3 separate regions of the Mus musculus genome follow, and regions 1 and 2 are each linked to region 3. The links are chromatin loops, found by intact Hi-C in ENCODE. Cell type or tissue: left cerebral cortex. All regions are shown on one strand. Region 1 holds the start of Ttll7 (tubulin tyrosine ligase-like family, member 7). Region 2 holds the start of Prkacb (protein kinase, cAMP dependent, catalytic, beta). Region 3 overlaps Ttll7 (tubulin tyrosine ligase-like family, member 7).

What was found. Hi-C counts contacts between places; a loop is a spot of excess contacts. Peaks named below come from ENCODE experiments on the same cell type or tissue, not always from the same donor. Only the 100,000 strongest peaks of a DNase experiment are listed, where the experiment ranks them.
Region 1: it touches region 3 in a loop (3-fold over the local background); 5 of 42 quality-filtered maps call a loop at or near these places.
Region 2: a loop joins it to region 3, with 3 times the contacts of the local background. A loop is called at or near these places in 6 of 42 quality-filtered maps.

The regions. Positions count from the first base shown.
Region 1 is chr3:146,847,386-146,855,385 of GRCm38, forward strand. Ttll7 (tubulin tyrosine ligase-like family, member 7) reads left to right here and starts at 4,982. Exons shown (of 21, transcript NM_001357217.1): 1 at 4,982-5,204. In left cerebral cortex, no CTCF peak of the experiment used is centred here; DNase peaks (open chromatin) are centred at 2,246, 3,811, 4,910, 5,316 and 4 more places; H3K4me3 peaks cover 3,440 bases; H3K27ac peaks cover 3,125 bases.
Region 2 is chr3:146,807,220-146,815,219 of GRCm38, forward strand. It overlaps Prkacb (protein kinase, cAMP dependent, catalytic, beta), which reads right to left and starts at 5,727. Exons shown (of 10, transcript NM_011100.4): 1 at 5,419-5,727. The coding sequence starts at 5,464. LOC115486180 (a long non-coding RNA gene) reads right to left here and starts at 5,411. Exons shown (of 2, transcript XR_003954577.1): 1 at 4,982-5,411. In left cerebral cortex, no CTCF peak of the experiment used is centred here; DNase peaks (open chromatin) are centred at 4,778 and 5,861; H3K4me3 peaks cover 2,345 bases; H3K27ac peaks cover 1,618 bases.
Region 3 is chr3:146,910,956-146,918,955 of GRCm38, forward strand. It overlaps Ttll7 (tubulin tyrosine ligase-like family, member 7), which reads left to right. Exons shown (of 21, transcript NM_001357217.1): 9 at 2,275-2,433; 10 at 4,740-4,834. Among named protein-coding and RNA genes, the nearest start is that of Ttll7, 63 kb to the left of the region's middle. In left cerebral cortex, a CTCF peak has its summit at 4,066 (motif pointing left); DNase peaks (open chromatin) are centred at 4,064, 7,109 and 7,599.

The DNA.
Region 1 (8,000 bases), 64 kb before region 3:
CTGTTACACCAAAACATTGGCAGTTATATTTTGATGTATGAATTTAGGGGGTGATATATGTTCACATCACAGAACATTTTTGTAGAGAACATTTCATTTCTTCAATAGGGCATGTAAATATATAGATAAATATATTTCCTATCTCAATAAAGTATTTATAAAAATTATGCACATAATCAAAAGAAACTCCTTTTTTTGAGACAGGGCTTCTCTGTGTAGTATTGACTGTTCTGGAACTCACTATGTAGACCAGGCTGGCCTCCAACTCAGAAATCTGCCTGCCTCTGCCTCCCAAATGCTGGGATTAAAGGAATTGACCACTGCCTGGCTCAAAAGAAACTCTTAAACCTGCAACACAGGTTACAGTTTCATTCTATTCCAATTGAAATTAAGGAACACACAATGAAGTAAAAAATTTAAAATATTAAAAAAGACATCGTAGTCCAAAGATCTTGGGAAATTGAATCCTTCTAAAACAACGGAGTGCAAATGAAATGGTAGAGCAGAGATAATTTTTTAATGAAAAATTTATAATACCACAACAGACACATAAGAATTAAGAACAAGATACAAACAATAGCAATCCCCTGAAGTAGATTAATAGAAGAGACTTCTGCCGTTGAAAAGCCTACAGTCAGATGAACTCAGTGTTGAACTTGAAACTTATTAAAGGAGATCCTTCCAATCTTATTTAAATTATTATAGGTGTTAGAAATAGGAGTGATCCTTGGATAGTTTTGTGAAGTCAGCATGACAATACCCGCAAAAGCAACAGCAGCCTCTGAAAAGACAGATCTGCTTTCTTCCTAGTATCAATGCCAAAGACATGAGAAACACGCCGAAGGCTACAACAGAGGAAGAGTGTCCACTCCAAAGCGGGCTTTAACAACGGAAGGAAATGCCGCTCAGTTCAAGAAGTCTGGCTACATACAGATTACCAGCCATTATCAATAGGTTGTGAAGGGGAATTTAACAGAGGGCAAGTCAGCAGAGGAAAAGGAAATGCTAAGCAAAATAGGAAGCAAATGAGCACAATTAGGGGAGGCACACTAGTAATGGTTTATGTACAAAACATTACGTCTTTAGGCATCATGGGGAGTCAGTCACACAAGCACCTCCGTAATCTTACACTGGCATCTCTAGCCACCAATGAGACAAAGGGATTCATGACAGAAAAGAGATGAAGTTACCTTTCCTGAATATAGGCCTCCCCACTTTTTAGAAAATTCTCTTGAGGCTTCCATGATGAAACACGACCTTCGGTTGCATTGGATAAACACAAGATAAACTGCAGAGAACACTGGCCCTTGCCTATCCAGGAAATAGCTCAGTGATTTGGGAAGAACATTGGATTCAGAAGATAGATGTTGTATGTAACATTCTGAGGTGAGTTCAGTAAGAAAGGTACAGGGCGCAGAGCATGAAAACTACAAACACCTATCGCCTTCTAGGTGAGAAATGATAGTATTATAAACACGTCAATTCTCCAAAAATTATACACATATAAAACAATTTGAAGCACTATTTTCCGTAAGAGTGCTCTCTGGGTTGGGTAAAGGTGCTCAGTGGGTAAAGCACTTGCTATGAAGCCTGCTGACCTAAGTCTCATACCCAGGACCACATACTGGAAGGAGAAAAATCACTCCTTTAACTTGTCTCCGACCTCCATACGGGTGCCGGGTCATGCATATATAAATAAGTGCAATAAAGGAATATTGAAAAGAACACAGAAAGCTGTTCTACACACAGTAGATACGTTTCTATTTAGTTTAAATAACTATTTCTTGTTTTCTGCTCAGTTAATGGTTGGGGTAAAGAGTTAAGTCCGGAAGACTGGAGAGACGGGCTGAGGAATAGGGAGACACAGACAATGGGGGGAAGACAGAGGGGATGGGAGAAAGAGAGGAGAGAGAGGGAGATGGAGGAAGGGAGAGGGGCTCCCTATTATTCTTGTTTTGCTCAGGGTCAAGCTGTGTGTGTCCTTGAATCAACTAAGGGGCATCACAAAACAGATTCCAGATTTCGTCCTAAGCTCCTGAGAAAAACTGCATAAAGCTTTCGGGAGTCACTGGCTAGATGCATGCTCAACTATCACCCATTTCAGATTCTGAGAACCTAAGCAGTGTTTCCCATGAGAGCGTTAGCATCTAATCCTCACATGTGAGAAATGACTCATCTCTCTCAGAAATGAATGGTGCAAATAGATGTCAAACGAAGTATGGCTGAACACACTGGTGTAAACCTCTATGCCCAACACTTGGTAGACTGTTGGGATTCATAGCGAGACTGTGTCAAGAAACCAAAAATAAATACAGAAGTATGAAAGAGATTGGTGTGGAACTCACGGCTTGCTTTCCGAGTGGCAGATTACCACAATGGTAAATGAGGGGGATGCCAGGCCTTGGCTCAAGCTGGAAAGCAGCTTCTCGCCTAGGGTTGCCATTTTTAACTAGTGGTTTCTTTGTCTCTATGATGGATGGGTTGTAATATTTACCCCAGATATACTAATCATTTACTAAGTACTAGCTCAAGGCAGACCAGGAAAACCTACACGATTCACATCTTCAACCGAATATTTGGGATGGTGCAAACGCAGGCCTCATCTGACATATATCAGAGGCGGAGTGAATATGCTCTGATAAGCCTTCCGCATTGAGCAGCTTACCACGATTTAATTTTGTCAAAGGCATCAAGCGCTGTTTTCACCTTTCTTAGCATCATTTCAAGGCAACATTTTAAAAGATTCTCAGATCATGCTTGTTTGTGAATACAAATGAATTTGCCTCACTAACCGACATGTAAGTAAAGTTTAAAGCAACCTTGGACAATAGCTATCCTTCCCGTAAGTCAAGCTTGGTTCACCACAGAAAGTCTTCTGTCTTTTGTCATGAGGATTAGAGAAGTAGTTCATAGATGTAAAACCTCATGTATTTATCTTAGAAAATGATTTTTCCCCTTTATGGCCCTACTGTATCTTTAGGTTTACAGGACATTGAAAAAGAACAGGGGCGCAGGATCTGTGACACCCTACTTTGACAACTTCCCAAGTTGTCATAAAACATTCCCTTTCTTCATTCAGAGACATATGTGCTAGGAACATCAACTTTCAAATAGGTGGCTAGAGATGACACAAGACACAGCAGGTCCCTAGGTGGCCATAGGCCATATCCCTTCTTTCTATATCTATTTCTATCTTTAGGCATCTCTTGAAATCTTTTGCTGCCACCTTTAATAGGGGAACAGTTGAGTGTGGCGAGAGCTGTACCTATCTGAGACTGAGGCCATGTGCCCTGTGTTGAAGCTGTTGGCTTCTCTAGGGAGCTGGCTCTCTGGGTTCCCCAGCAACGCTGGGCTCTAGGGATATTGGCTATGCTTATGATGACGTGCAACGTCAGTTTACCTTATCCCAATAGCACACCATACGGAAAAGCAATGTCTGTTCCTAAGTCCTGTAAATGCTGTCTTGAGCTTCAACGTTGGTAGTGACTCTCCCTCTTGCTTGAGATTGGAAGAATGGTGGTCTGACATGTACGTGTAGTGTGAGGTGTAGGCAGAGAGTAATGATAGTGTAAGACTGGCATCATGATCCTCACCCTCACGGAATGCTCCATTGAGTTTCTGACTTTGATGTCCCAGCTCTTCTGGGAAACGTCCATTTACCCCTTTCTGGTCTCCTTTTCCACACCAGGGTGACATCCATCTTAGATACCCAAATATCTCTTCTCTTTCATAAAACCCAGTTTTCACAAGGGTCAGACTCACACCCAGGTCCCAGTGATAGCTATGTTAAGGTTTACAGTGTATTTCCCCCATCCCCCACCTCCAGTGTTAAGTCCAGATGGTCAGCGTCTGTTCTACGCCAGTTAAAGCCCCATCTGAAAACCAGCAGCATTCCCACTGATCTCAATAGGAGTAGAGTAGCAAGTGAAGGCTAGAATTGAAAATACTTCCACTGTAATGTTCATGTAAGTGCTCAATTGGTGTTATTCAAGGGGCCAGTTTATTCCAGAAACAGTAACTTTAAGTTGTGAAATTTCATTTTATTTGGGATACATAAAACACCCCACCCTAGTCTTATTTTATAGGTAACTGCCAATTTTCTTCTAGATGGAGAGCTATACAGTTGGTTGTTAACCATTGTGTTCTGGAAACGTACGTGAGTCTGGCTGGGCACGAACTGTGGAAGTCAAAGAAATTTCATGCTTATGAACTTTCCCTATCCTGTGAGGTTCATCTCATGTGAGATAACGATTATTTCCGGGTTACCAAGACAGTAATCATGAACAGAAACTGACTGAACTCATGAACAAGAAAGCACAACTATTCTTGAATTTCTTCTGGACTTTATCATAGCTCTGTCCAAAGTGTCTACCCCTTCAATCTACGTTTTCCAACTTCCGTGTTGAGATTTTGTTAGCGGGCTCTAAGCTCCTCAGACATCCTGATGCAAGGGCGCTCACTTGATCTTACTTTCAGGTTGACTTTTGATACTCTATTATTATTATCTAAATATAGCTAAATAGTAATAAAAGACCAGAAGAGCCCTTTTGCGAGATCTTAGGCACTCCTGTGTGTTAAGCTGACATGTGGACTTGGGACCTGGTGGTCTGGGTCACAAGATGAAGAAGGAGGTGGCCCAGATAGATGTCAGGCCAGCTCCCCTAGCATCCCCTTAGGAGGGGATGGCACCCTGGAGCTTGCGTTGCTAGGTCCTCTGTTAAAGGCGTTCTGAACGCTCCCTGAGCGGGACCAAGAATAAGACGGGGTGAGGGGTGCCCTGGAAAGCCCAGCTCATTCTTCTGCATACCTAGATGAGAAGCCATGGGTCCAGGAGGTCCTTAGCGCTCAGGCCTAGTTGTGGGTAGAGGACCCTTCTTTTCCTTGGTTTCTTCTGCCCGTCTCCAGCCCTCTCGAGGTCCTGGTGCTTGTACCTCCATGCACGATGCGCACCCCTGGGCGCAGTGGGCAAATGGTCTGGCCCATCGGTAGCTACCACCCCCTTGGGCACGACAGCTGCTCCAGCTGCTCCTGGTCCGGTCGAGCTTCTAAGCTCTGAACCGCGGCTGCCCCGGGGGGGTGGGCGAGCTGAGGTGATCCCAAGACGACACGCGGAGTGGACCGACCGGGGAGCCGCCAGCCGCTGGCGGGGAGTGTGGGCCACCAAGAGACCGGCCACTGGATCCAGCCAGAGAGGTGCCTCAGCTGTGAGTACCTGCCCTTGCCCCCGCCCCTCTCCTCCACACCCCAGGTCGCTGCGCCCATTCCCTCCAGTGCCTGTCCTGGAGACTTGCCAGGGTGGAAGCGGCTGAGGAGGGCGGCTGCTGCCAGGCTCATGATTCAGCATCATTGGCGCCCAGTGGTTTGGGCAGAAGGAGGAGGGGACTGGTCGGGATTATTTGTGGGGTCCCACTTCAGTTTCTAGACTCTCTCTGGCAGGATGAAGTGGGCAGAACTCCCAGTCCCCCGCTGGGTTGAGCTGTCATGATATTCTGTCCCCAGCCCCAGTGTCAACCTGCTTGAGCAAAGCATGTTGTGTATTCTTGAAAGTGTGTCAGTGAGATCTCTTTTCCCACACGTCTCCTTTCTCCACTTCTCATCCCACTAGACATCCACTTTATCTGATATCAAAACATCCCCCCAAACTGAAAAATTTTTTTTATAGAATTTGTCTTATATTCAGCATTGGTTTGACGGATTCAAAAAAGAAAAGATGTATAGGAATCATGAGTAATATCATATATTAGGGGCGTGTGTGTGTGTGTGTGTGTGTGTGTGTGTGTGTGTGTGTGTGTGTGTATAATTGTATCACTTCAACTCAGAACCAGTTCTGGAAAGTGAGGAAGAGAGAGCTTAAATTACAATCTCAAGGTCACAGAACAAGAATTTGAATCCAGATCTCCCTCTCTCCAACATCCGTGGATCGTCTACTGTATCAGTCAGTGTTGGGTCCACTTATGCACTATTAGATATTAAGTATAATATTAATTTTCATAGGAGTAGTCTCAAACACTAGTGACAGCAACCTGTAAACTTTCTGCACATTGCCCTGCGACCCTGTGCAGAAAAAGTCCATTTCCTTAGCATCTAGAAAAAAAAATGTATATTTGGACAATACTCTGTCGGAGAGCTGGGCCTGAGATGCCTAACCTGCTTTTGGGTGATGCTGGATGCTCGAGCCTCGGGAGAATCAATTAGCAGCACAGTAAGCAATCTGGAAATGGCTATTTAGTTTTTGGGTAACATTCAAAGGAAGAACAGTGATCTAGCTTATGGGGTGCGAGACTGAATCACTCACAGCAGGGTGATAAATAAGCCGAGACTCAAGTGATGCTATGTGGCTTGTCACACCTTTGGGACTTGGCATAGCAGGTGACAGTTTATACGTTAAGGAGCTCAACTCTAGAGAAGGTTTGAGGTCATCTGGTAAGTGCTAGCATCCGAACAGGCACTTACTCTTAAGTGCTTGCTTCTCTTACTAAATAAAACATGTATGTGTTACAGTAGGATGGAGTCATGAACAGTGGGAAGTGCTTTTGTTAGTTGATGCTCTGCCCTCCAGAGTCAACAATCATACTGACCTTGTATGCTCCTTCTGCAAAAATAGTGGACACCAGGTCTCTCCTTCTCCTCGGGCAGGTCCTTTGACCTGATTTCATTTATGATTTATGGATTATCTCTTTAAGATGTGTGACTCTTGCCGATGTCGCCGGTGTCAGATTGCTAATGTACAGATGGTATGGATTTCCAAGTCCTGGCAGAGTGTTTGATGGCACACAAGAACACAGCCATTTAGTCCATCACTTATAAAGCACTGGACCAATTGATCTGGAGAGTTTTTGTTTTTGTTTTGTTGGTTAAAGGGGATATTAATAGACTAAAGCCCATGGCCTAAGTAAGGACATAACGTGGGGACAAAGATTTATATTTGCTGTTCAGACAAAACCTGTAAGAGAAGCTGGGCCCTGTGTGTGGTCTTGTGATTTCTAGAATGTCATTGTATGTGTTATTTATATTCTGCACCTTAGTGAGGCATATTGCAACCCAATCTGTTTGATCCCCAGAGGAACCTCAGAATTGATATGAATGAATAAGCAGAAATTGATTATTAATGCTCCAAAAGCAGAAAATGGAAAATGCATGTCCTACGAGTGATGTCATAGGTAGGGTTTTTAACAGCAGGCTTCATTTAGATAATACCACTGAGGGCGTGAATATAATGCAAGCCCGGCTGTAGAATTCTACTTCCTCTTTGCCTCTGTGTGTATTTGACCAGTAACTACTGAAAAGCATCTAAATTTATGACTTCTAGAAACTCCAGGTCTAGCTGAGAGGTATTGACATACTCAGAAATAATGAGCTGAATGACAGAATGGGCTCAGTGTTGGCAGGTGATGTAGCCTTAGGTGCTATAGCAATACCAGAAGAGAAGAGGGGACCCACAGAAGTGCTGTGGTTGGTCAGATGGCCAGAGACGTCTTCAGCACAGAAGTGAATTAAGTGACGATCTGAAACTTCGACTGATTTCCATAGCTAGAGAAGCTGTCAGCTGAGATGTGCTAGGCTTTAGTCTGTGAAGCACTTTGAATGTCAGGCATGAGGTCTGTTTCTGATGTGGTAGCCACAGAACTAGTAGAGATATTTTTAATCAGAGTGAGTTTTTCTTGCTCATGTTTCTCATTTCCTTTGCCTTAGTAACCTTCGATACTCTTGCAGAAAAATGAAATCCTTTTGGACACTAAAAGAATTATCAACTAAATGCAGGAAAAAAAAATTCAGTGAAAATAAAACATTTTCCTTCTAATGAGAGTCACTCTTTAAAAATTTTACCCATTGTACAATTATTAAAAAATGGAAAGTATAAAAATATAAATAGATAGCATACTCTTACCAAGTAAAGATAACCATTGACAACATTATTTGTGTTTGGTTTTAACTGTGATAAGTTAATTGTTACTGTATTTTTTTTAAACTTTTACTCTTTAACACTAGTTTTCACCAAA
Region 2 (8,000 bases), 100 kb before region 3:
TATTGGACCCTGTCTTAATGGAAAAGACCATTCCTTCTCTTGGCTGCCCTGCTAACCTTTCATGAAATACTTTTGTTGTTGCTGTTTTAGAATTGGATATAACCCATCTTTATTTTTACATCATCACATATACTCTAACACGTAGGCTTACTTCTGTGTACTGAATAAATGAATGAGTAAATGGATGGAAGAACAAGGAAAAAAAGCTTTATAAAGTATTTTATGTCTGCGCCCAGGTTTCCTGTGATATGACTGAGGGAGCTGATAACTCATGATCCTCCTGCTTCAGCCCATCTATTCCTGGTATTACAGGTGTGTGCCACCACTACAAGATAGTCTTGGAAGAGCATGAGTGAGTGAGTGAGTGAGTGAGTGAGTGTGCACGATATGCATGTGAGTGTAACAGAGATCAAAGAAAAATCTCAGCCCGCAACTTCCACTTTGTCTGACACAGGGCCTCTGTTGTTTGGGCAGAGTACACACAAGCTAACTTCCAGGGATCCTCCTAGCCTGGCCTCCCTCTCACCATAAAGGCACAGAAATTACAACTGTGCACTACTGTGTCTGGCTTTCCATGAGTTCTGATGTGAACTCAGGTCCTGCTGTCTGCAGTTTATTCACTGAACTGACTCTGTAGTCTTAAACTTAGAAATGATAATGATTGCTTTACTTCGTTAATTCGATGGTCTATCACAATTGGTTGTGGTTAACTTCTAACTGTCCATGAGAATCTTGAGCTATTCTGGCTTACCCAGCCTCTCGTTCCCGGCTGTTTCTACCTCTTAGCCATGACTGATCTACCCAAGCCGCTTTCTTGATGCCAGCAGTGAGAAGCAGCAATCTGCCTGTGTCCTGCGGAGGAGCCTGAGTGGAACAGGACAAATGACTCCCAAATGGGAGATGATTCTAAACAGTAATCCACACAAAAATAAAAATCAGAAATAATGAGATCATATGTGCTTATCAGTCAAAGCCGAGTTCATAATTCTGATTTTTCTCTTTTAACCCAAAGAAGACTATTTTCAAGTACCTCTGCCAGTTAACTGACAACTCTCTACTTCTAATTACCCTTTAAGAAACTTGTCAATCTGATAAATAAAAAGTTCAAAGACATAAGAAGCAAGAGAAAACTAAATTCATTTGTCAACAAATGATCCTAAAAAATTTTCAATCAAATATATATACTTATATTCATAACTAAGTTCCACCAAAGGGAACTTTGTGAGTATATCAAATTACTACATCTTAATTTGTTCACTATGTTTATAAATTGTTATTTATAAGAAATGCTGATGATTTTGAGAAAACATATATCTAGAATTTTGTTCATCTAAATACACTCATGATTATTACCAAATTACCAAAATTATAGAATAAGGGTTGGTTGGCGTTTTTATTATATGTAAAGACAGCTCTTGTCAAAAACAGGCTGTCAATCTACCAAACACCATCTAGACAAATGCAAGGTAAAATATCATTTCTTCAGTGGTGCAGCTGTATTCCAAATTCCCAACAGCTCTATCTAGTTAGAAACCATTTCACGGAGCAGCGAAGTGGAGACCATATCTATCGTCGATTGAAAAATCATGGTACGATGCAAAATTCCAAATTCATTAATAATAGCAATGTAAGCTCAAGTGGCCTCTTGACTTGCTACCTAACAGGAAGGTACACGTTAGAAATGAGGAATAAACTATATAGCAATGAAGGTTTTAAGAGCAGAAAGTTAATTATATATGGTTAATTTGTCATTTTACCAAATTGAAAATGAAATAATTAAAGAAAGTAATTTAGCCCTTCCTCCCAGTTTTAGATGATGATATGAATCCAGAAAATGGTACAGGAATGATAATCTTTCGTATTTAAGATAGTTAGCCTATCCAAATAGAGTCATCATTGGAAGCAACACAGTGTGTTATCACTGATAAACTTAAACGATGAATTGGCTATTCTGTGTGTCCTGAACCTGACTTTCAGCTGGGTACTCAAAAAAGACTGCTCAGCAGGACCCTTCGGTCAGAGGCTCTGAGACTAGCCTGCCCAAGTTCAAATGTCACTCCCTGATTAACTACTATGCAACCTTTAACAAGTTACACAGCACTTCTTTATCCAGTTTGAAAATGGGGTAACATCAGAGCCATTCCACAGGGTTTGAAATGTATGTATGGCAATGTGTGCCAAGTGCCAGATTAGTTCTCCAAAACGTTAAGAAGTTTGCATTTGCTGAACTTGATCTACTAATGACTTTCTTTGATCAGTTTCTTCCTACTCTCAAGGTCTCTTTTTCCTTTTCTCTTTCTTTTGAGGCAATATCTCACAATGCCACTATTGCTGGCCTCAACTTTGTATAGAGCAGGCTAGCCTTGAACTCAAAGAGATCAGCCTTCTGCCTCTCCAGTGTTGGGATTTAAGGTGTGTGCCACCTCACCCAGTCTAAGCTTCAAGGTCATTTCCAAAAACCATTATATAACCACTGGGGTAGAGGGTGGCTTTCCTACTCTACTCATGGGAGAATTAACGCCCAGCAGTTTTCACCCATTGACCTGGACATAGTTACATCTGTAATACATAGCTCCACAGACAGCTTGGAGATGTAATATATTTTTTAAAAGAACAAAAAGCATGGAGTTTTTTTGTTTGCTTGTTTTTCTTTTTGTATTAATAAGGCTATGTGAATAACATACTTAACTCAAAAATAAAACATTCTTGACTTACAAGGATTGAACACATCTCTGAGACTTGTAGCCTCCTGTTTCTAAAAGTTTAAGGTTCTGTGTATTAAATGATGAAAAATAAGTATACTCAAATTTTGGAAGACATTTATTTCAAGAGTAATTTTAAAAACACATGGGAGACTTATATAATGGCGAAAGTTGTTCTTTGAAACACCCAGTTCTCTGAGGAATTCAAAGTAATTTATGTCTAGAAACTGTGATGATCAGAATGGAATCCTTTAATTTTGTGGGTGTAGGAGCAAGGCCCTGGGTGCTCAAAGCTAACAAGAAACAAAACCAAAGCAAACCAAAGCAAACTAAAACAACACTGACAAAAACACAACAAAACAAAAAAAAAAAAACACCCAAACAAAACAACCTCCCCCAAACAAAACAAAAACAACCCCCCAAAGCCTGTTCATTTACCTTTATACCCAACTTCATTCCTTGGGAGTATTTTTAGAATTAAGCTCTAGAATTCCCTGTCTGTGGGAGGCACTTCCTCATCAAACTGCAAATCTTACCTTCCTATCTTTAATTAGCTCTTCAAACCAAACACTGTGCTGCTGGTAACGTCTTGTGGTCTAATTTACTCTCAGCTCCAGCACTGACACTCTGCCTTTCACCTGATGCTACACAGTAAGTGACACTTTAGGATCTTGTCCACAGGTCTACGAGGAAACCCAAGCAGGTGGTAGCTACTCTGAGAGAGGACAGATTAATTAGTGATGCAGAGGTAGTCAGAGCCTCAGAGCTGTTCTTTACTCTCTCGTTGATAACATGATCTCAATTCTTGTTTCTTCAGGTCTGGCACTTGGTTGGGTCTTGAGTTAGGATGATTTCGTAGACTAAACTCTTAAGTGTATCTCTTAAAGTGTATTCTGTGTATCAAGAGAAATTTAAATGATTACATTTAAAATATGAGCCACAAATTTTCAGGAATAATTCATCTGAAAAGTACACAGAAGAGTTGGGGACAGAGTGGTAAGCCATGTTCTGTCATTACGTTTTATGACATTGTACCACTTCTTTGCTACAGAAGAGCACCAGCACACCTGGCTGACACTTCCCCCTGTGAGCCCTGAGAGCTGAGCCATGACCGTCTCCTATATCCCATGGGACATCTGCTGTCTTCTTTCGACACTTCACAATATTTTTCAAATGATTCTAATGTTCTTCAGTTTCTATAAATAAGTTCACACAAGACTTTGTCATAGCTGCTAGTTTAAATGCATATCGTCTAGGGGAAGTGTATAGACTGCTGGAGAGTGGACTATCATTAAAAATATAAGAACTGTGCAAGATAGCACTTGCTAAGAAAATTACTGGGCTGATCCAACTATCAAGCATATTTTCATAACACAATTAGCATACATTGTACAAGAGAAATAGGGGAAAAGCAATGTTACATGGATATAGTATTTTGTCATACTTCATTTTTTGTGAGTCTGTACAATTAGTTACTACATTTGCACAATTACTAAGATAACAAGGAAGTCCTAATTCTACATCGGCTTTTCAAGTTGTCACATGCTCACCAACAGTTTGCCCTGCTGTTCCATGCCCTGGAACGAACCTTATTGATGAAACATAACCCGTTAAATCTGACTGTTGTTTACATTCCACAAAAGCAATAGCTAGACTCTCTTCTGTCAACTCAACTCTGCTTTGTTCATGAGAATCAAAAGCTGTTTGCTTCAAGCTAATTACAAGATTGGCTTCATTCTTCTGTTATAAACACAGACACAATGGAAGACGTTACTTACAGTAACACGAACAAATTGTCAGACTTACTTCAAGGACTGAGATGTCATTAACCTATGGCAATGTAACAAAAGTCAGGGACCGTTCTCTAATTATTGTGAATTATAAATTATAATATGAGCCGAATAATGGCACACAATTTTCTCACAGCCTGTTACACAACACGCATATATGTGTATGCTTACATATAAAACCAAGTTGCTACACAGAAACTCAATTCCCACGACCCTTTTGTCTTGAAATTTTGTACACAGTACTGAACGTCTGAACTTTCAGCTCTCGGAAGAAAGCACTTCAACTCTGAAATGCCTCTAAGTTTTACAGGCATCCTGGAACATTCCTGGATGTCTAGAGTAAACGCAACGCTGTCTCACTTATTTTTCCTCGAATGGATAAAGTTGCTGCTTGTATTTATGTCTGCCATCTCTAATCTCTTGGGTGAAAGAAAGAGCCTTAGACACTAAGGGTTAACGTCACCTTTGGAGACCCTCACGGACACTCACCTTGTGAGAAAACTGATATACATCCAGGAGAAGGAGAAAAAGCCAAGTCAACCCAAACGTACTACCTGTGGCTCCCTTAAAGGAGGGTCTGGGTGTTGGGGGCTCTGGGAGAAAGAAGAGCTAAGGGTGCGATCACAAAAGGACCATATTTGGGGACGCGTTCCAGACCGTGGCAGCCCTCCTCGCTCTAGTAAGAAAGGGGATCACAGGGACCTCGCTGCCCGCCTTCCCTCTCTCCAGTGAGCCCCGGGGCTTGGCCCTCACCCCCGAGCCTTCGTGGGGGAGGGGACAGAGGAGGAGGCGGCCGGCCCCCGCGGCCACTGCAAGGCCCGGCCCGTGGCTCGCGCGCGGCCTTGGGGGGGACACCGGCCCAGGGCGCTGCACCGCGCGGCGGCCCATCCGGCGGGAACCCAGCCAGGGCCTTCGACTCGACTCACCGCTCTCCACTTCGCTGCCTTTCTTGGCGATCGCAGTGTTCCCCATGACCCGGGAGTCCGCAAGCAGGGATGACGGAGGGGAGGGGACCGGGGCCGTCCCGCCGCCCGCCCCGCAGTCGGCAGCAACTTTGGCTAGGCTTTGGCTAGGCTCCCGCAGACCCTAGAGCGCGGCGTCCGGCTGCACGGAGGGGCTGGGTGTCCGGGAGAGATGCTGAGAGCTCTCCGGCAGAGACCGGGACCGTGGCGGTGGCGGCGGTGGCGGCGGTGGCGGCGGCGGCAGCGGCGGCGCGCGGACACTCCCCCTTCCCGAGCCCGCCCTCCACGCGCGTCCCCGACACGGCGCGTCCCCAGGAGCCGCACACCCGGACTGCGACCTCCGCCTCTTTCCGGGCGGGCGCGCCGGAAGTGACGCGGTCAAGCCCCCCGGCGGGCGGGAGCCCCTCTGTGCAGGGTTGTAGCGGTAACTTATTGCTTGTTGCGTGGATGCTGGGCTTGGCCGCGGAGGCTAAGCTCGAAGTAGCGAGGGACGTGGGGACCGTTAGTTTGGAAGCACCCCAGATCCTTCCTCGGCCTGGCATCCGGTGCCCCAGAGCCGGGCGGGGGGCACAGTGCCAGGGCTCGGCCTGCTCCCGCATCCGTGTGGCCCGCGTTCCGCACGCCGTGGTTGCTCTCGCTTGATCTTCCTGCGTGGCTGCAGGGACGTGCGTGCGCCCCTCCGCGTCCTGCCGACCCTGCTGACCCTGAGGTCAGCGTTGGCCAGGAATGTCTTTTCTCAGCTCCCAGCTGTCATTGGAACTTCTTCCCTTCGCTCTTCTAGGTATTCTCCCAACACACCAGGTCAATCACCAACATTCTTGACAGCTTATCCCTTCCCGAGTTCCTTCTTCATGGTCTCACCTGATTGCCCTCACAAATTCTGTCAGGCTTTCTAAGGAGAGATATGGGAATGTGTTGCCTGTTTTACACAAGTACGTTATGTGCATCAACACAGTCACAAATTTCAAAATAAACGCATTCCCAATTGATTGTTGCGCTTCCATGCATCTGAGAGTACTTGAGCTTTTCCGTGAGGTTATTAGAAATTAATCACCTAGCCCTCTGGTAGTTTTTGTTCTGGTTTTTTTTTTTTTTTTTTTTTTTTTGAGCTTTTGCTATCTAAAAAAAAAGCATTCCAAATTTAGAACAGAAAGATTAACTTCTGGAAGGGCAGAGACCATGTAAGTTTATTTTGTGTCTGCAGCACAAACCACAGTTGGCGCGTAATGAACGGATGGTTGTTGGCTGCTAAGGAGATTTCCCAGAACATTTTAAAAGTTTTGTTATTGGGGAAAAAAAGTAGCGGTGAGTGGAAGATTCTAAACAGATTCATACTTCTATTATTGGCAATTATGTTAAATTACCAAGCATGTACACCAAGTATACTGCGTTCTAAGTGTTGTACAAATAGTAATTAGTTTCCTCATAAAGTCCCTATGCAAATGTGGCAAGACTATCATTGTTTTACTTAAGATCCACAGAGGCACAGAGACATTAAAGGACTTATCCAAAGCTAATTAGAAGACCTTGAAATGAAGAAGGTAAAGCCATACCATCTCAAAAAGCGCCAGAATGGTATATTTATTATTTCTATTTAAAATCAATTGAAAGGTTATAACTTCAGAATAGACCATTGGTGCTCTTTCATTTCAACAAGCCATATTGTGTGGGGAAAATGTCCTTTACATACCAAGATAAGAAAATAACCTTAGTCACCAGATACTATTAATTGGGGGATACCACGAACTGGAATAAACTGTGACATAACTCTCAAACATACCCCTACATATATATCTCTTCAGACTATGCCAGGAACTTAGTGCACTATCATCGATATATATATACTGTATCAGTCACTTCTTCAGACTTTACTATTTGTGAAGATCTTCAAGTACTTGTAAAATTGATAATTTACCTGTTTCTCTGGCTAATCAGCTCTGGCGTTTTGGATTCCTAGATACAACCAAAGAACCCCCCACAAAAACTGAAGTGGGATAGTGTGGTGGTTTGAATAGGCATCACATCCATAGACTCGTGTGTTTGAATGCTTGGCCATAGGGAGTGGCTCTATTAGGAAGTGGAGCCTTGGAGGAAGTGTGGCCTTGTGGGGGTGGGCTTTGAGGTTTCCTATGCTCAAGCTAAGGTCAGTGACACAGTCCCTCCTTGCTGCCTCTGAATCAAGATGTAGAGCTCTCAGCTCCGTCACCTTTTCTGCCTGCGTGCTACCATGCTTCCCACTATGATGATATTGGACTAAACCTCTAAGATTGTAAGCCAGCCCTAATTAAGTGTCCTTTATAAAAGTTGCCTTGGTCATAGTGTCTCTTCACAGTAATAAAACCCTAATTAAGACAGATAGAAGTGTTCTGTCTCTCTGATAAGCAGCTGGGCTCCAAGTATGGGCTCAATCTTCATGTGGGTCCCCCAACAACTGGAAAGGGGGCTGTCCCTAAATCTATTGCCTGTTTGTGGATCCTGTTTCCCTAACTAGGATGCCTTGTCTGACCTCAGTGGGAGAGGATACACCTGACCCTACAGAGACTTGA
Region 3 (8,000 bases):
CATTAATTCAGAACATACTCCAGGCTCTCATCTTCTGGCATTCTTCTTTTTTCCTTCTTTACCATATGATTTTGGGTCTTTGAGAGAGTTATTGTGAAAACATATAACCTACCTGGCTGCCCTAGTGAGGGATGTAAGAGTGAAGGACCAGTCAGAAACAGTGGTCATGGTCTTCTCTTTAGATTCTGGTTTTAGTCATACTTTCCCCACCAAACTGAGATAGATGAAAGTGCTCAAGCAAGACTTGTGAGGGTATGGAAATTAACTTCTGTTAGATCCCAAGGTATAATTTTTAGATTGGAGCCTGAAATACTAATGTAAGTCTTATAATCTCTGACACATTTCATGATCTCTACAAATCAGGATATTTTGTTAGTTAGAATGCATATAGTGGTTATGAATAATCAGTTAGATGAGAATGTCTTTAAAATATTTCAAATACATTATTACAACTATTAAACTTCAGTGTATATACAGTCATTGTACACTGAACATTGAACTGGTTGATGTCTCTGGGTGACAACACTAAAGTTAATGCCCTTCTCCCCCTTTCCTGTGAAACTGCTTCCACCCAAAGGTGGATAGTTGACATGAGCCACGAGATGGAGCTTACACTTAGCGAAGGTTTGCTTTGCATTGTGCTGGTCTTTGTGTCTGGCCTCTCACCCAGTCCTCTGGTGGTTTACATTTGGGAAAATGAGACACAGAGTTGAAAGCAGCATGCTTGCACTGCCCAGATCAGAAGCAGAAGAGTCAGGTGCTGTATTAGTCAGGGTTCTCTAGAGTCACAGAACTTATGAATAGTCTCTAGATAGTAAAGGAATTTATTGATGACTTACAGTCGGCAGCCCAATTCCCAACAATGATTCAGTCGCAGCTGTGAATGGAAGTCCAAGGATCTAGCAGTTACTCAGTCTCACGCAGCAAGCAGGTGAAGGAGCAAGAGCAAGAGCTAGACTCCCTTCTTCCAATGTCCTTATATTGTCTCCAGCAGAAGGTGTAGCCCAGATTAAAGGTGTGTTCCACCACACCTTTAATCCCAGATGAAAGGAGTAGCCCAGATTAAAGGTGTGTTCCTTAAACTCGGAGATTCAATCTTCTGGAATCCATAGCCACTATGGCTCAAGATCTTCAAACCAAGATCCAGATAAGGATCTCCAAGCCTCCAGATAAGGGTCACTGGTGAGCCTTCCAATTCCGGATTGTAGTTCATTCCAAATATTGTCAAGTTGACAACCAGGAATAGCCACTACAGGTGCATACTGTGATGTCTGACCCAGAGAGTCAAGGTCTTTGCTGTCGTTCTCAGACAGAAGGAGTTAAGAAGCCAATGTAAGCAGAAGCCAGGAAAATCACTTGCTTTCCCTAGTCCATGGTGTGGTTCCTCTTGGAAAAAATACTTGTTTTTATTTTATGTGTATGAGTATTTTGCCTGAACGTGTGTGTGTGTGTGTGTGTGTGTGTGTGTGTGTGTGTGTGTGTGTGAGAGAGAGAGAGAGAGAGAGAGAGAGAGAGAGTATGTATGTATACTGTATGTGGCTGGTGCCTGTGGAGGATGAAAGAGAGCATTGGATCCCCTGGACCTGGAGTTAGATGATTGTGAGCTGCTGTGTGCTTTCTGGGAACTGATAGCTGGGATGTATTCTGTTCTCAGGGAAACCTTTATGGAGTACAAGCCAGTGCCATGAATAAAGGCTATTTGGGGAATGCTGCACCCTCCCTCAAATTTTTCTTCCTTGTAATTCTTCTCCATTTGTACAGAACTAGCTTATGCTCCCTTTTCTTCTTCTTTGTTTATAAATGCTTTTGAGCATCTCCAATGCCAGGTCCTATTATAGACACTGGGATGGTTAAAAAAAAAAAGAAGTACAAGTGTCTTGTTCAAACAGATAGAAAAGCATCCATTGGTTGCATGCCCTAGGTAGTTAGTAGGATGCATTTCAAGCATGCCTGTGCTTCAAAGATGGTTGTGGAAGTCCTGTCTGGGATGGCATGGGAATCTAAGGGAAGATGCTCCAGGAAGATGGAACAGCACAGAGCCTCAGTGGGAAGAAGTGCCACCAACTAGAGAGACTCAGAGAGTGTGGCAGAGAGATAGGTGGGCAAAGAGCAGAGCTGGGGTTGGGGAATGAGGGCAGAGCAGGATTGGGGGGGGGGGCGGTGCCAAAGAGCGCCATGAAGCCACCAAGGATGCTAGTTTTCCCTAGGTCATTTTTAAAAATGAAACTATGTCCAAAAAAAGCATGCCGATGCCTTTTATCACAATCTCAACAGGAGTTGGTGGTAAAGACTCTGATTGTGGCAGAACCTCACGTCCTGCACGCCTACCGGATGTGCAGACCCGGTCAGCCCCCCGGGAGCGAAAGTGTCTGCTTCGAAGTCCTGGGGTTCGACATCTTGTTGGATAGAAAGCTCAAGCCATGGCTTCTGGAGGTAAGGGGTTCTCTAAGAAATGTCAAAATAAATCAAGCCGTCACAGTCCTTATATGTGTTTAAAACCCATCTGTCATATGTGTACTTGGCACAGGTGTCCCCAGCTTGCTGGCTGGAATGAGGCCTGAATGGAGTATGTGGAAGGGAGTGAATGAAAATTCCAGGGCCAGAACATTCCCAAGGCTGATAGGATTTTCTATCGAATCTCCACTTTACCGTAGAGTGGGCTTGTTGACGCTGAGTTATTGGCTGCTTGGACAGTGGATCTTGTATCTCCTCTGGGTGGGCACTGCCTCTGGCCCCCATCTTTACTGTGTCTTTAAGTACTCCATGGAGAGAGAGGGTTCTGTTGATTCACTCTTCAGTACCCAGTACTTAACACTGCAGGGGACATACATCCTCCCTCACAGCCATCTGATATTTCTGAAAACCGAGTGTCTTTGGGTTTGCTGCCTGTACCCTCTTGTCATTATTAATTTTATTATAAAATGTCACTTAACATATGGAACCATGTACAGAATATACAAACAATCTCTGTTTATGTCCTGCCCAGTCACGTTTATATCTATCTGTGTTACTCCCGAGGCACCTTAGGATCTTTCTTTGTCCAGTTGACCCCCATCCAGATGTTCTCTCTGGGACCCCCAATCTGGCTTCACAGAAGGAGCCTGCCTTCTTGGGGCTACTCCATACTGTTTGTAGCCATCTGTCAGGGAAGCAGCACATATTTGAACTGTGTTTCCAGAAGGAGTTATATTTTAAGGAACCTACTGCCACAGAAGCTAGAATCAACCATGGCCTTTCCTTCCAGAGGTTTGTCCCCCTCTTAGGGTAGCTGTTTGACGTAAGAAATTGCATCATAGTCTCCAGGTTTTTGTAAGCAACCTGAATGAGTGCTATGTGAGATTGTGATTCAAACCGTATTTTGAAGGAAAGTACACATTTTGAATTGGAGTGAGGGAGAGACAGAGAGAAGTATATTCATATATTCTGGGCAAATAGCCTGTGTTGTATGTTCAAGGACATTCATTTTTCTGCTAGCTGGAATTTTAGTCCAGCTTGGACCCTAATAATGAGACCTGTCTGAGTCATTTCGGCTCCTCTGTATCTGCCATTCCTGAATGGAAGAGTCCTTGACTGTGTCTTAGGAAGGGCTGGATTTTTGTTCCCAAGATTGAACACGTTGACCCTGGGACTCATTCCCTGACTATTGCCGACTTTTCCTCTGCGCCTGTCCTGGTCATTTATCCTTGATGGCTAGAAGAACGAAGGCACTCTTATGCTTCACAAAGGAGGAAATGAAAGGATTTCTGGAATAAGAACTTTATAAAATGTGACATAACCTTGGTAAAAAGCCTTTGCCCATAGGAGCTTTGAGTTAGCTAGGTTACAGCTTACTGAACAGCTGGACTCTACAGACTTTTTAAACCTCCTCATAAACATATTTTTACTCCTTATCCTTCATTGTTTATACCTTACTCAGCTCAGAATAGTTAATAACAAAAACCCCGTAGCATTGCTGTCTGTGAGTATAGCGCACGTTTAGATTCTTAAGTGTGCAGTTTGAGAGCTTGCTGCCAATTGACAACGCTGTGGGTCTCACCCGCAGCGTTCAAGACCTTCTGGCGCCACCGTGTGGAGTAAAGTGGAGGGCGTGTCTGAGGAGGAGAACTTCTAGCTGCGTAGAATCTGGGCAATGATCGGCAAACTTAAGACATTTCCAAGCACTGAGAACATTTTCAGGATGGAAAATTGTGTCCAGTGTGTTTTTAGGAATGTTTTCCTAGGGATTGACCCGATCCTTGCAGAAGGGTAGTGCTTCACTATTGAGTTAGGTAGAGAGAAACTAAATTTATATTTTAGGAAGCAATAGAATTCATCAGGAAGATCTTGGGTGGTGAACCGAGGGAGCTGGTGGTTCCTGCATCCTAAGCATACACACATGTGTTGCTATTACTATGTTGGTAATCTCTCTATTATGGGTCTTCCCAACTTACAAGGTAAGTTGCATTTAACTTTCCTAAGACTTGATGGGAAGAGTCAGTGGTTGAAGAGAGTGGTCAGCTTAATGCTGGCAATTAACACTAAGCCTGTGGGTGGAAAAGTAGATGTTTGCTTATGGTTTTCTATAGTTCTTTTCCCTAGGGTAATGGAAAGACAGGTATGGCGGTGAGGTCCAGAGCATCTTCCATAGAGAGCTCAGAGATTCATGACTGGAAATCCCACATACATTTATGAAACACAACTGGATTAGGTGTTGATCTCCAACGTTCAACCGAGCTTATTGTTTTCTCTGTAATTTTCAGATTAATCGAGCCCCAAGCTTTGGAACTGATCAGAAAATCGATTATGATGTTAAAAGGGGGGTTCTGCTAAACGCGCTGAAGCTGCTGAACATCAGGTGAGACATCTTCCCACTCGCCGGGGTCATCCAAACATTAGGTGAAGCTTTCTCCTGCTTGCTAGGGTACCCCAAACATTGGGTGAGCCTTTCCCCCACTTGTGGAACTCCCTCAAACACCAGATGACCCTCTTCCTTGCTTGCTGTGGTTCCCCCAAACATTGGGTGAGCATTATCCGACTCTCTGGGGTCCCTCAAGTACAAGGTGAGCTTTCTCCACATTCACTGGGTCCCACACACATCAGGTGAGTCTTTGCCCCACTGGCTGGGGCTCACCACCTTTGGTACAGATAAGTCACTCATGTGAGAAACTGACTTTGCACTGTGAATCTCTTATATTTTGTATTTTTCATTTCGGCTTTCTTCATGCTATCCTGCAAACCTACGGTGTTTTAAGACACCTTTTCATCTCCCTGTGTCCACTGCGTTTGCTGCCCCACACAGCCCTATGCACCTGTGGTAACTGCATTAAATCACAGTCTTTACCATCAAGTACAAGGTTGGCGTGGTGTTGGTGTGGTAGGAGACCCTCTGACTTACCTTCCTTCTCCTTGGAGAAAAGTTACACACCAGAGCCACTTGGGAAACCTTATAACGGATTTCTGCCTTCATGGGTCTTTCCTCTCTGTCTGGCTTCCATAAAAAGAGAAAAGATGTCATTGCTTCTGAGATGAGCTGGCAGACAGTAGGAAGAAAGATCTGAGGGGAGACATGCCGGGGCAGGGGCGAGCCGCCTGGAGGGCGCAGGGCCATGGAGCCCGGTATTTGTTATGCTATCACACAGGAACGGCTTTGACCCATTCTGATAGGGATTGACTAGAGGAGGCAGGAGGATTGCGGGTTTGAAGCCAGCTTTGGATACACACAGCAAACCTGTGTCCTCAAGGGAAAATGAAAAGAGAGAGAGAGGAAGCTATCTAACCTAGCTGCTCTGTGCTGTGTGCCCGACTGTTGCCTTGGGAAACACAGCTCATGGCACCCGAGACTACAGGGCCCTGAAGATGGACCAGTGATTTTACGCCTTTTTTTTTTTTTTTAAATCAATGATGTCTTGAAAGGTTATGGAATACATTAAGGAATCCTTTTATTTAAAGTATTTGCTAGCAGTTAGCAGTTGCTATTGAGACCTAGTTTTATCTGGGAAAGCAAGACGAGAAAATGACATGACGTCTGGCACCTGGCTTCTGTTGCGGGGCAGAAGGTGCACGTACCTGCATTGTACCCTGTCCGTGACTTTAGATTATGTCAGCGATGCTTTCTACGTGAAATTTTCAAATGTAACAGCGCCACATGTTCAACCCACGGGTGTCCCTGGTGCATCTTTAGCTTTACAAAGGATGATACTGACTCAGAAGTTATCTGTGGATATTCTCGGTCATTTCAGAGGTCAGATCATTTAAGGGGCAAGACATTGCTAACGCTATGAGCATGGAGGTTCTTCCATGCATACCTTCTTGTTCTCCACAGGACGCAACACAGGTTTTAATACTTAGAGCACTCGCGTGCTGCACACCTGGCTTCCCTCTTCCGTGGAGGGCACCACGGCACACGGCACGTGTGTTTCTGAGCTGGTTTTGTGCTGAGCACATCATAGTGACTTAAATCAGGAACCATGGGGACTTCTTGCCTTGTACTCAGTGTTACAGACTTCATTCTCACCCAGGCAGAGCTGCTGTATGACTCCAGAGTGCTCCGTTTTCCCACCTAACTGCCAGAGGGAGCTTTTCTCTCCTTAAGTAATTTGTCTTTCTTCTTAGGAACCCCAAATGGGGTATTGTTAAATACCAGGGCTAAGCTTCTGTGACGAAACTTTATATATAGCTCCTGTATCTTAATCCTTCCCTATGTTCTCCAAGCCGTGCTAGGCTGAAGGTTTTCTCATTATTTTCTCCACATCTCCTGCCCATTCTTGCTCATGGTTTGTCCGCTCCCTACTCGAGGCGGATGCTTTTCCTTGCTGTTTGGAACACAGAGCATCCTCCACTATAAATAACAATCTTTATTTTGACTTGAGTTAATCCTCCCCTCCCTTTCAGAGTCTGCATTGTGCAAGGCTTGTCACATCGTTTCTTCCTCTCTGCTCTGCTCTGTGCTGTCTCTCCTGGGCCTGGTTAACTTCTAATTTGATGCATTCTCCTCACAGTTAGAGCTTTCTCAGATCTTGCTACAGTCGTCTCCCTATGACACGCCTCCATCTCTATCTCCAAGTCCACTCTTCAGCCTGTGTGTTTTTATCTTAAGGAAATTCAGAAGAGCCCGTAGCTCAGGCTGTCGAAGTAGAAGCTCAGGCAGAGGGCGTGGGAACTCACACACTATTTTGAAGCACGAGGCTTGTGATCTTCAGAGAGAACAGGTGTTACGTGAGCCCTGCTCAGGCCCCATGTGTGGAACCAATGAGAACCAATGAGAAACTCCTTCCTCCTGCAATCAGAGAAGACTGAGCTGTGCTATGCTCAAGTTCTCGCACAAAGGTTTTCATCCCCTGGGAGTCTTCTACCACAGTCGTAAAGACTGAGTCCAGAGAGGACAACCACAGTCTCACGAGCCCCCCAGGTCTGAAATATTTGTGAATTAGATTAGGTTAAATGAAATGCTCGTCTTTTCACTTAGGACTAGTTCATGGGCTATAGGTCTGAGCGTTTAATACTATGCTGCTCCCGAGTCGGTCCTCCATGCCTCTCTGGCATTTGTCTGCTGTTCCAGTGTTGATTCCCTGTGCCTCTCTGGCACTTGGCCAGGCTCACTGAGTTTGGCTTTGCACATTCCGCCCTCTCACCTCCTGTTCACTGCTTCCCACCCCCTGCTGTGTCTCATGTCTCTTTCCATTGTGTCAGTTTCACTCATTCTTGTGAATGAATGAGTCCACAAACCGGGTACGTATGAAGTGACAAACAGATCGAGATGGGTTCTGTTGGCTCGGGTCCCGTCTGGAGCTCAGATCCTGCATTTATCATTGTCCACCAACGGTGAATGCTGCTGACGGTGATTGCTGCGTTTTTTTTTTTCCATTTTTATTAGGTATTTAGCTCATTTACATTTCCAATGCTATACCAAAAGTCCCCCATACCCACCCACCCCCACTCCCCTACCCACCCACTCCCCCTTTTTGGCCCTGGCGTTCCCCTGTACTGGGGCATACAAAGTTTACCTGTCCAATGGGCCTCTC